Linked DNA regions of Homo sapiens: region 1 is linked to region 2. The links are chromatin contacts, found by Hi-C or POLR2A ChIA-PET in ENCODE. All regions are on one chromosome and are shown on one strand. The core of a region is the stretch at or near the end of the contact, and the rest is flanking DNA. Distances in the headings are between cores, read along the strand shown.

The links. A loop is a pair of places that touch in the nucleus more often than their neighbours do. ChIA-PET counts read pairs that join two places held with the same protein, here RNA polymerase II (POLR2A). Pooled maps may share reads with other maps.
Region 1: a loop to region 2 is called in a pooled map, with 9 times the contacts of the local background. The contact joins the enhancer-like site here to the promoter of BEND7 in region 2. A Hi-C loop is called at or near these places in 6 of 50 pooled maps. POLR2A ChIA-PET finds 5 or more read pairs at or near these places in 3 of 52 experiments (A549, H1 and T-cell).

The regions. Positions count from the first base shown.
Region 1 is chr10:13,773,491-13,778,004 of GRCh38, reverse strand. The region is part of intron 6 of FRMD4A (FERM domain containing 4A); the gene reads left to right. Among named protein-coding and RNA genes, the nearest start is that of PRPF18, 190 kb to the right of the region's middle. RefSeq lists an enhancer at 2,610-2,779. Within about 2 kb of position 2,029, at least 4 of the 41 ENCODE cell types and tissues checked have a DNase peak (open chromatin) inside an H3K27ac peak, as active enhancers do.
Region 2 is chr10:13,527,391-13,531,716 of GRCh38, reverse strand. It overlaps BEND7 (BEN domain containing 7), which reads left to right and starts at 2,703. Exons shown (of 9, transcript NM_001369863.1): 1 at 2,703-3,244. The coding sequence starts at 3,184. BEND7-DT (BEND7 divergent transcript) reads right to left here and starts at 3,113. Exons shown (of 2, transcript XR_930674.3): 1 at 3,065-3,113; 2 at 1,453-1,697.

The sequences.
Region 1 (4,514 bases), core at 780-3,279, 250 kb before region 2:
ATGGTGAGATGCCATCTCTACTAAAAATACAAAAGTTAGCCGGGCGTGGTGGCAGGCGCCTGTAATCCCAGCTACTCGGGAGGCTCACTCAGGAGAATTGCTTGAGCGAACCCGGGAGGCTGAGGTTGCAGTAAGCCGAGATCGCACCATTGCACTCCAGCCTGGGTGCCAGAGCGAGACTCCGTCTCAAAAAAAAAAAAAAAAAAAAAAAAATTGACCCAAAGCCTACTTGGGCAGACGCTTGGGGAAAGGGAGAGGAGTTGCGTTCAGTACTGTCTTGTCCCAAATGCTGAGCTGGCACTGAAGGCCTCTGAACATCATGCACGCCTAGGACTTTGCGATTCAGGGAAAATTAAAAAGAATAAATGTCAGAACTAAATACTACAGATGCCCTGAGTGGAGGTGATGACACCTTTGCAGCCAGCCACATTTAGGTTCAAGGTCCCGACAGCATCAGCCCACATGCTGAATGTCACTCCAGAACCCAGCCCTCTCTTCTCAAAATCTTTCCTTGGGCTTGGGCACATAAATGACCACAAATGACCAAGGGACAGCATCTTTCAAGTTGATATAGGAGACCAAGTCGCATCCCAAGGCCCCCTGTCTCCCTCCTGTGATCAAGAATAATATTTTCATTTGTACAAATTGCCATTTAAATTTTTTATATATACTATGATATTTGAGCCTCAGCATCTCTGCGTGAGATGGAGCGAGAATCGCTGGCTTTCCAGAGGAGGAAGTAGGTACAGAGAGGCTAAGTGACTCAGAGACAAAGGACTGGGGGATGGCTGGATAGCCTGTGTAACCTGTGTCAGTGTAAAGATCATGAAAGGCACTGCTGAGTGGTTGACAGTTCAGCTTTTGCTGCCGGGCAGACCCAGGTTCTTTTCCCAGGCATGCCCCTTGGTAAAAGGGATAAATGTGGGCACCTCCTGTAACGTCTCCAAGCTTCCCTTTCCTCTCTAATTGAGCAAGGATGTTATAAGGCTCTAACCACAACCTTCTTGGGAAGATTCAGTGAGATAAAGCATGCAAAGTTCTTAGTCCCATGCCAGGCATGTGATTAGCTCGTTGGATTTAGACCCGAGTTTTTTTCTCTTGGCTGTGATTCTCTTTGTGCCACCCACACAGCCCCCTGGTGCTTTGGGGACCTTGAAGAGCCCAGAGGGTAGTGTTAGACCCAGATAACCCATCCCGATGCTGATACCCGGATGCCTGGGTTTACCCAGCGTAGGTTTAGTATCTGCTCCCTCCCTGTCTCTTGGGGAACGGTTCCTACTGTATGTTAAAATCTAAGTTGTCAAGGTAAAATAAGCCGCTTATTTCTGCTTTTTCAAAGTTCAATTTCATTCACTTTTTAAAGTATTAATATTTGTTTCTATCAAAGTAATAGATGACATCATTTAAAAGTCAAATGGTTCCACAAGGCTGATTATGACAAACAGCTTCCTCCCTGCAACTCCTGCCACTTGCAACAGTTTTAGCTGTTTCTTCTAGTATTTGCCTCCATATAGATAAATAATTGACACAGGGCATTATTCCTTGATTGATTCACTTTTAGGTTGTTGAATTCCTGTTAAAAATGGATGAAGACGGCCAGGCACAGTGGTTCACACCTATAATACCAGCACTTTGGGAGGCTGAGGTGGGAGGATCACTTGATCTTAGGAGCTTGAGACCAGCCTGGGCAACCTAGTGAGATCCCATCTCTACAAAAAACACAAAAATTAGTCGGGTGTGGTGGCACATGCCTGCAGTCCCAGCTTCTCTGGAGGCTGAGGTGGGAGGATTGCCTGAGCCCCAAAGGCGGAGGTTGCAGTGAGTCCAAGAGTCCAGATCACACTACTGCACTCCAGCCCGGTGGACAGAGCGAGACTTTGTCACAAAGAAAAAAAAAATAAGGATGTAGATTTAGATTATAACCACCCACATTTTATTTCCTTTTCCATTTTCTTAGTATGGTGATAGCATAATTCTGGCTTAAAGCCGTAGTCATAAGCATGACATTATCGTGACTAATCCAAGTAGTATCCTGTGGTTGCAGCTCGTTTTTTAGACAACCCATTGTTTTACCCAAAGGGAATACTTGCCTTGCTTTCACTTATTTAGTTACTACATACCCTTCACTTTTCTCCCAAAAGTTCCTACAGATTCTCAGATGTCTACCAATATTAATTTCCAGCTACGTCGGGTAGTTCTCGTTCCTCTTTGGTTTGATTTTGGTTGCTGTGGCAGCTGCTACTGCTGTTGTTTTTCCAGGACCTCCCTCTTAGACTCCTCCAACCTCCTGCTCCAGCCTGGACTTGGTCTCATGCAGAGTCTCAACCCGGGATGCCGCATCCCCATCAGGGTCTTTCCTTCTCCCTCGTTCTGTATTGGGTCCTCTCTTTCCCGGATCCGGAGTCTTCCTGTTTTTTGTTTTACACCATTGTTTCGCTGGAGAACATCCTGCAATCAATCCAGAGAAAGCGCATATGGGAAGTAAAATGTTTGGATACTGGCATATCTGAAAAAGTCTTTATTCTAGCTTTGTATCTAATGAATAGTTTGACTGGATATAGAAATATACAAAAAAAAAATTTCTCTCAGAATACCAAAGGCGTTGCTCTGGAAAAGCCCACCATCCTATCCATTGTATGTGACACCCCCTTGGGCTCCCCAACAATGGGATCCTTTGGGAACTCCTTTTTGCTCCTTCTGATCTAAAATTTCAGGATGGGTGCCCTGATGTGGGTCTTTGTAAATCCATTGTACTCTGTGTTCGATGGGCACTTTTAGTCTGGAGACGTGACATGCATTCTTTTTTAGTTGTGAGGTTCTTTTTGGATTGTTTCTTTGACATCTTCTCCCCTCTTGCCTGTGTCCTCTCTTTCCAGAATTCCTATTTATCAAATGCTGGGCATGGCCTCCCACTCCTATACTTGTCTCTCCAGCTGTCTATCTCTGTCTTTTTATTCTACTTTCTGGGAGGCTTTGTCAGTATTTACTTTAATCTCTTCTCTGGACTTTCTAACCTTTGCCATTATGGTTTTGTTTTTTGTTGTTTTTTTTTTTCTTAAATTTCTAAGAGTTTCTTTATATTATCTGATTTTTTAATATTATGCTATTATTGTTTCAGGAACATAATATCCTCTCTTATCACTCTGATAATATTAGTTATCATTATTATTCTATGTTTCCTTCCAGCTCTTTTTTTCCAGTTTATTTGTGTTGGTCTCTCTTTCCTGTACGAGGCTTCCTCAGTTGTCTGCTGGCCCTGGTCTGTTGCTTCACACTTAGAAACTAAGCAGATGCTCCATTTCAGGGTGGGATGGTCCCCCAGTGGGTGTCCCTGTGACGTGATCCCGTCGCAAGCTGGTTCTTTCCCTGGGGAACCCCGAATATCAGTGTCTTGGTATCTGGACATCTTTCCTCTCTGGCTCTCCATTCTCTCCAGAAAAAACCCTTCCCTTCCTGCCTGGGACATGTCCTCCCACATCCAGGGATCGGGAGGGAACAGTCTCCACACTGGGTATAGAATTCCATGTAATTCCTGCACTTCCGGTCCACTTCATCCCTGCTTCCTGTTCTTCTTCAGAGAACGAACCTCTCATCTCTTTAATAGCAGAAAGGCGAGGAAAGGTGTTTGGCTTTGTTTTGCTATTTTTCCCAAACTGTGAACACTGCCTTCCTACCTTCCTCTCTCTTTCCCAGCAGGCAGGAGGCATGGCCACAGCAGACGCCCCTCTCACTTTCTCTTCCCTTCCACCCCCCTACTTTATACAATAGAGCAGGAAAATGTAGTCATAATCTATCCAAGTTGCAGAAAATTAAAATATGGATATGAGACAGCGGGGCTGTCATTGTGTGCTTCCGGTGGAGCAGGAGGAAGTGTGGAATAGGATTCCTACATGGTCCAACAGTGTTTCTGATGTGCTTGAACTCACTAAGGAGACAGGTGGGTGATAGAGAGGACATTGGCCAGGGCGTGGATACATCTCATTTAGAAATGTGAGTCCCGTCCCATGGGAAACTCTCACAGGAAGCCTGCCTGGAACGTTGCGTGTTCCCTGGAAAGAGACCAATAAGACGGCACAGCTTTCCCGCCAAGCCTTTTCCATCTGCTCCTCTCCCTCTTCCGGTGTGGCTTCCAACAGCCAACTGAAGGTGCCCATCCATCAGCCCCTGCAGGAGGCAGCGGACTTGTCCCATGAGACAGGAGCGAGTCAGGGAATGTGGACCCTCAGCTCTTCCCGCACTTTCTGGCTGCAGGATTGAATCCTGCCTATTCTGGGTTCTGCACTGACAGAAGAAGATGATCCACCATCAAAAATTAGTCATCACAGTGATGTCTGAAAGCTTTGCAAACATAGGTCGTAAAATGACAGAGTCTGTTTAGTTTTTTTATCAGAAAGATTTCCACAAATTATACATCTTACAGCTATAAGAGAAATCAAGAAATCACCAGCTCCCAATCTTCTTTACATGCAAACCTTCAGAGAGAAAAGAAAATTGGTGCTCATGTCGAAAGACCT
Region 2 (4,326 bases), core at 1,454-3,953:
TTAGAAAACATAAAACAATAAAAAACACGGTATATATGGGGTTTGATGGTAACATAGTATATACGGGGTTCGGTACTATCCTCAGGTTCAGACATCCACTGAAGGTCTTGGACATACTCCCCAAGGATAAGGATCAGCTACTATATGGATACCTGCTACTTAAAGCAATCTCACTTTATGTTTTATTTTATATTTTAATTTTTTGGTAGAGACCGGGTCTCAGGATGTTATCCAGGTTGGTCTTGAATTTCTGGCCTTAAGCAATCCTTCTGTATCCCAAAATGTTGGGATTACAGGTGTGAGCCACTACACCTGGCCCCAAGCAACCTCATTTTAATTAAACATTATTATTAATTTTAATACTAAATGTGATATATACATTTTTGTTAGATAAGAGCATAGTGATTTGCACAAAATGCAGAGTAAACAGACATTTATTTTCTCTAAAAGCTAATAAGACAAGCGTAGCCTGTGTCCTCTGCAGGCCAACTCACTCATAGACCAACTTTGGAAAGCCAGGTTAAAAAGGGTCAAGGAGAAATGACTACTATTTAAAAATATTCTTACTCAAATATTTTATTCTTAACTATATCAAAAATATTCTCTTCAGTAAATGGAATTTGCATTCCCACTTGAACTGAAAATGCTAAGTTGTTAATACCTTCTCCAGGGATTTACTTCTTGGGATGACACCTTCACTGGGTTCGTCATAGTTTAAGCATAATAAAATCTCATTATATGCTCCAAAGCATGAACGATCCGGGAAGTTCCTCAGTCAGTGTAGAACTTAGCCTTACGGCTTTGAGAATAACATTTTAAAAGGCATTACATAAAGAAAGAATGGATCCCAGCCTGGGGAACAAAATTGCATGCTTTGTTTCTTTAAAAACATCCAAAACAGCCGGACGTGGTGGTTCACGCCTGTAATCCCAGCACTTTGGGAGGCCTAGGCGGGCTGATCACTTGAGGTCAGGAGTTTGAAACCAGCCTGGCCAACATGGCGAAACCCCATCTCTACTAAAATACAAAAAATTAGCTGGGCGTGGTGGCCCATGCCTGTAATCCTAGCTACTTGGGAGGCTGAGGCAGGAAAATCGCTTGAACCCGGGAGGTGGAGGTTGCAGTAAGCTGAGATCGCACCACTGCACTCCATCCTGGGCGACAGAATGAGACTCTGTCTCAAAAAATAAAAAATAAAAAAAAATCCAAAACATCTTCAGATTTTAATGCCTGATTTTAAAGAAAGGGGTGGCAGGGAAGGAAGAAACCCAAATAGGGTAGTTGCTTTAATCACTGTTACCACTAATTTTCTGAGAGCAGCAAAGCGCGTCTAAGAACTCCAATAAATCTATACTAAATTTTATATGTCCCATACATATTTTCTGGGAAAAAGGGCCCTTGAGCTTTGAACACAATCTCAAAGGAAACAGTGACTAAAAAAGGTTAAGAACCTCTTGTTGAAGGGTTTGCTTTATTGAACGGAAGAAACAGTTCTCCCTCTCCCCTCCACGCTAGGTATAACCAGCCTTCCGGATGTGCCGCCTTTGGTATCACCCAAGATCTCGGGATGGGTACCCATCCCTGCCTCCACTGCCTGGTTTGCTGGTTACCCTGCTCTTTGGTTCTGTTTCTCCATGTGTGTTTCTGCAAGCTGCCTCAATGTCCCCCTTCCTCGGCAGTTGTCCTACTCTGTGTCCCTGAAATAAGAGCGGTTCCTCAGCGGCTGCCTCATTTGGGTGAGACCCACGTGACACTCATCACATTTGTCAACCTCCCCTTTTTCCTCTCTACTCTTTTGGGGCCACTGGCCTTTGTCCCGTGCCGGAGAGGTAGCCCCCCCATCCCCCGACTCTTTACCCTCTTCCTGGTTGGGTTTGGCAGATACTTTCACGCATGTCCCGTCATGTTCCTGTCCTACCATTCCCAGGTAGTGTGAAATTCTTTTCCTGGCCCACTCGAAAGATGTGAGAAAGAAATGGTGCCTGAAGTGCGCTCTCTGATCCCCCGAAAAGAATATTACACATAACTACTAAGCGCTTTGTGTTTGGGTCCATGATTCCGACATATGACGTGGAGAAGCATAGTGCCCTGCACCTGCCTTGACCATGGCCTCCTGAGAGTCCCCAGGGCCACCAAGCCCCCCATTCCAAGTGCTCTCCTTGAATGTGACTCGGCTCTTTCCACAATCCGCCCAGCCTGGGTTAGGGAATGGGAGCTCTCTACTATATTCTTCTCCACAATATTCTAAAACCTCCTCTCTGTCCTTCTAGAGAGAGCGCAAATGGGTAAGTTTTTTCCCCCTAAAACTTGCTTAAAATCAGCGCGTCGGGCCCCGGGGCGCCCGGGATGTGAGGGCGGGGAGGTGGTTGTCGGGGCGGTCCGCGCCCCCACGGCGAGGTGCACGGAGTTAGCTCGGCCCAGCAAGCGGCGGAGGGAGGCCAGCGAGCGGGGTCTGCGAGCGGAGGCCCGGGCGGCGGCGTCGTCCCCGGGGGCAGGCAGGCCGGCCGGGCCCGGGCCAGGGCGCTGCGCCGCGGCCTCCGCGCCTCCTCGGGGCGCCGCGCGGCCAGGCCGGCGGCGGCCCCCGGGGATGGCGGCGGCCGGGCTCCGCCAGCAGGTGGCCCTGGGGTCCCAGCGGCACCGCCCCCTCCGCCGGCGCCCCTCCTCCCGCGGGGGCGGTCAGCGCCCCGGCCGGCTCTGCACCCGCCGCCGCCCTCCCCGCAGCCCGCCCGCCGCGTCTTCGGGGCCGCCGCCGCCGCCGCCGCGACCGCAGGCTGAGCCCAGGCGGGCCGGCCGCCCCGAGCCGCCCCCCGCCTCCGCCGCCGCCGCCGCGCCCCGGCCCGGCCCGCTCCCAACGGAAAGTTGGGCTGCGGCGGGCGGCGTCTGGAACCCGCGGGCCGGCATGAGCGGGGGCCGCGGGGGCGCCTAGGGCACCGGGAGGCGGCGCCGCGCGGGGGCAACTTCGCCCGGGAGCCCACGCCGCCGGGCCCCGCGCCTGCAGCCCCGAGCCGGCTCGCGGTGGTTCCTCCCGTCCCGCGGCCTCCCCTCGCCGACTCCAGGCGCGGACCTTGGTCCCGGCGGCTCCGCCGCGGTGACACGAGCCCGCGCCGCCGCTGCCGCTGCCGCCGCTGCCGCTGCCGCCGCTGCCGCCGCCTCCTCAGCCCCCGCCGCCGCCTTCCCCGCACCATGGAGTTCTCCGAGAGGAAAAGAAGCAGGAAATCCCAGAGCTTCAAACTGGTGAGCCGAGGTAAGCGGCCGCCGGGGCGGCGGGGGCAGGCAGCGGGCGCCGCGCCCTCGGCCGCCCGCGGGGGTCCACGCTGGGGGGCGCGCCCTCCCGGAGCCCCCGGTCCTTCCCGGTCCCCCGGTGCCTCCGCCGGGCTGGCAGGCAGGGCCGCGGCCGCACACGCCGGGCGGCGGGGAAAGTTGTGCGGGGGGAGCAGGGATGTTATTTAACGTAAACAAGTCGGAGGGCAGCTCAGGAAATTAGCAAACAATGACACCGGGGGGCCCGAGCCCTCCTCGGGGCGCCTCCGGGGCAGGGCTGGGGCGGCCGCGGACCTGCCTGGCCATCAGGCCGAGCGTGGACCCTCGGACCTGAGATTTGCTGTTTTTGTTTTCTGGGGTCTTCCCCCTTCCCCCCGCCAAGAGAAGGAGGAAAAAGGATGACCGTTGTTGTTCTTTTTAAGAAGGAGAAAGAAGCTCACGCCGTGTCCAAGCCCAAGGCGGAATTGTTGACATCCAACATCTCTAGCTAGCTGATTTGGGTTGGAAAGGTGTTTTAGACTAGATCATATAGCAGTCAGATAAGCATCCTTTAAAAAAAAGAAAAAAGAAAAGAAAGAAAAGAAATCCATCTAGTTTCTGACGAATTAACAGGTGTACACCACACTCTAGGGTTTGTATTTTGTCAGGGAGGGGAAAGTGGAATACAGTCTTGTCTGTGTTCAGTTACTTGTTAAGAGTCTTTATCTTCCTGATTTGACTTTTTTTTTTAAAAAAATGATAACTCAAGAGCCATCGTGAAAATATATCTCAAAATGCATTGTCATCTTTAATTAGGGGCAGGTGACTTTTTTCATTGTAATGTCACAAGTCCTCATATTGAGTTTAGACCCGCTCTGTTTAAATGTCGTCTTTTAATCAAGTTGAGGTCAAAGCCAAACCCCAACCTGTCCACTTTTCCTCTGTCGTTTTCTCTAGCATTGGCATCAGGGTAGAAACTCCAACAACCTGCAGAAGTCACGTGTAAACTGATGAAAATTAGTGAAAAAATCGTGGACAATTGCAAGTAATCGAATTTTTCAAACTGAGCTAAGCTAGCTAAGATGT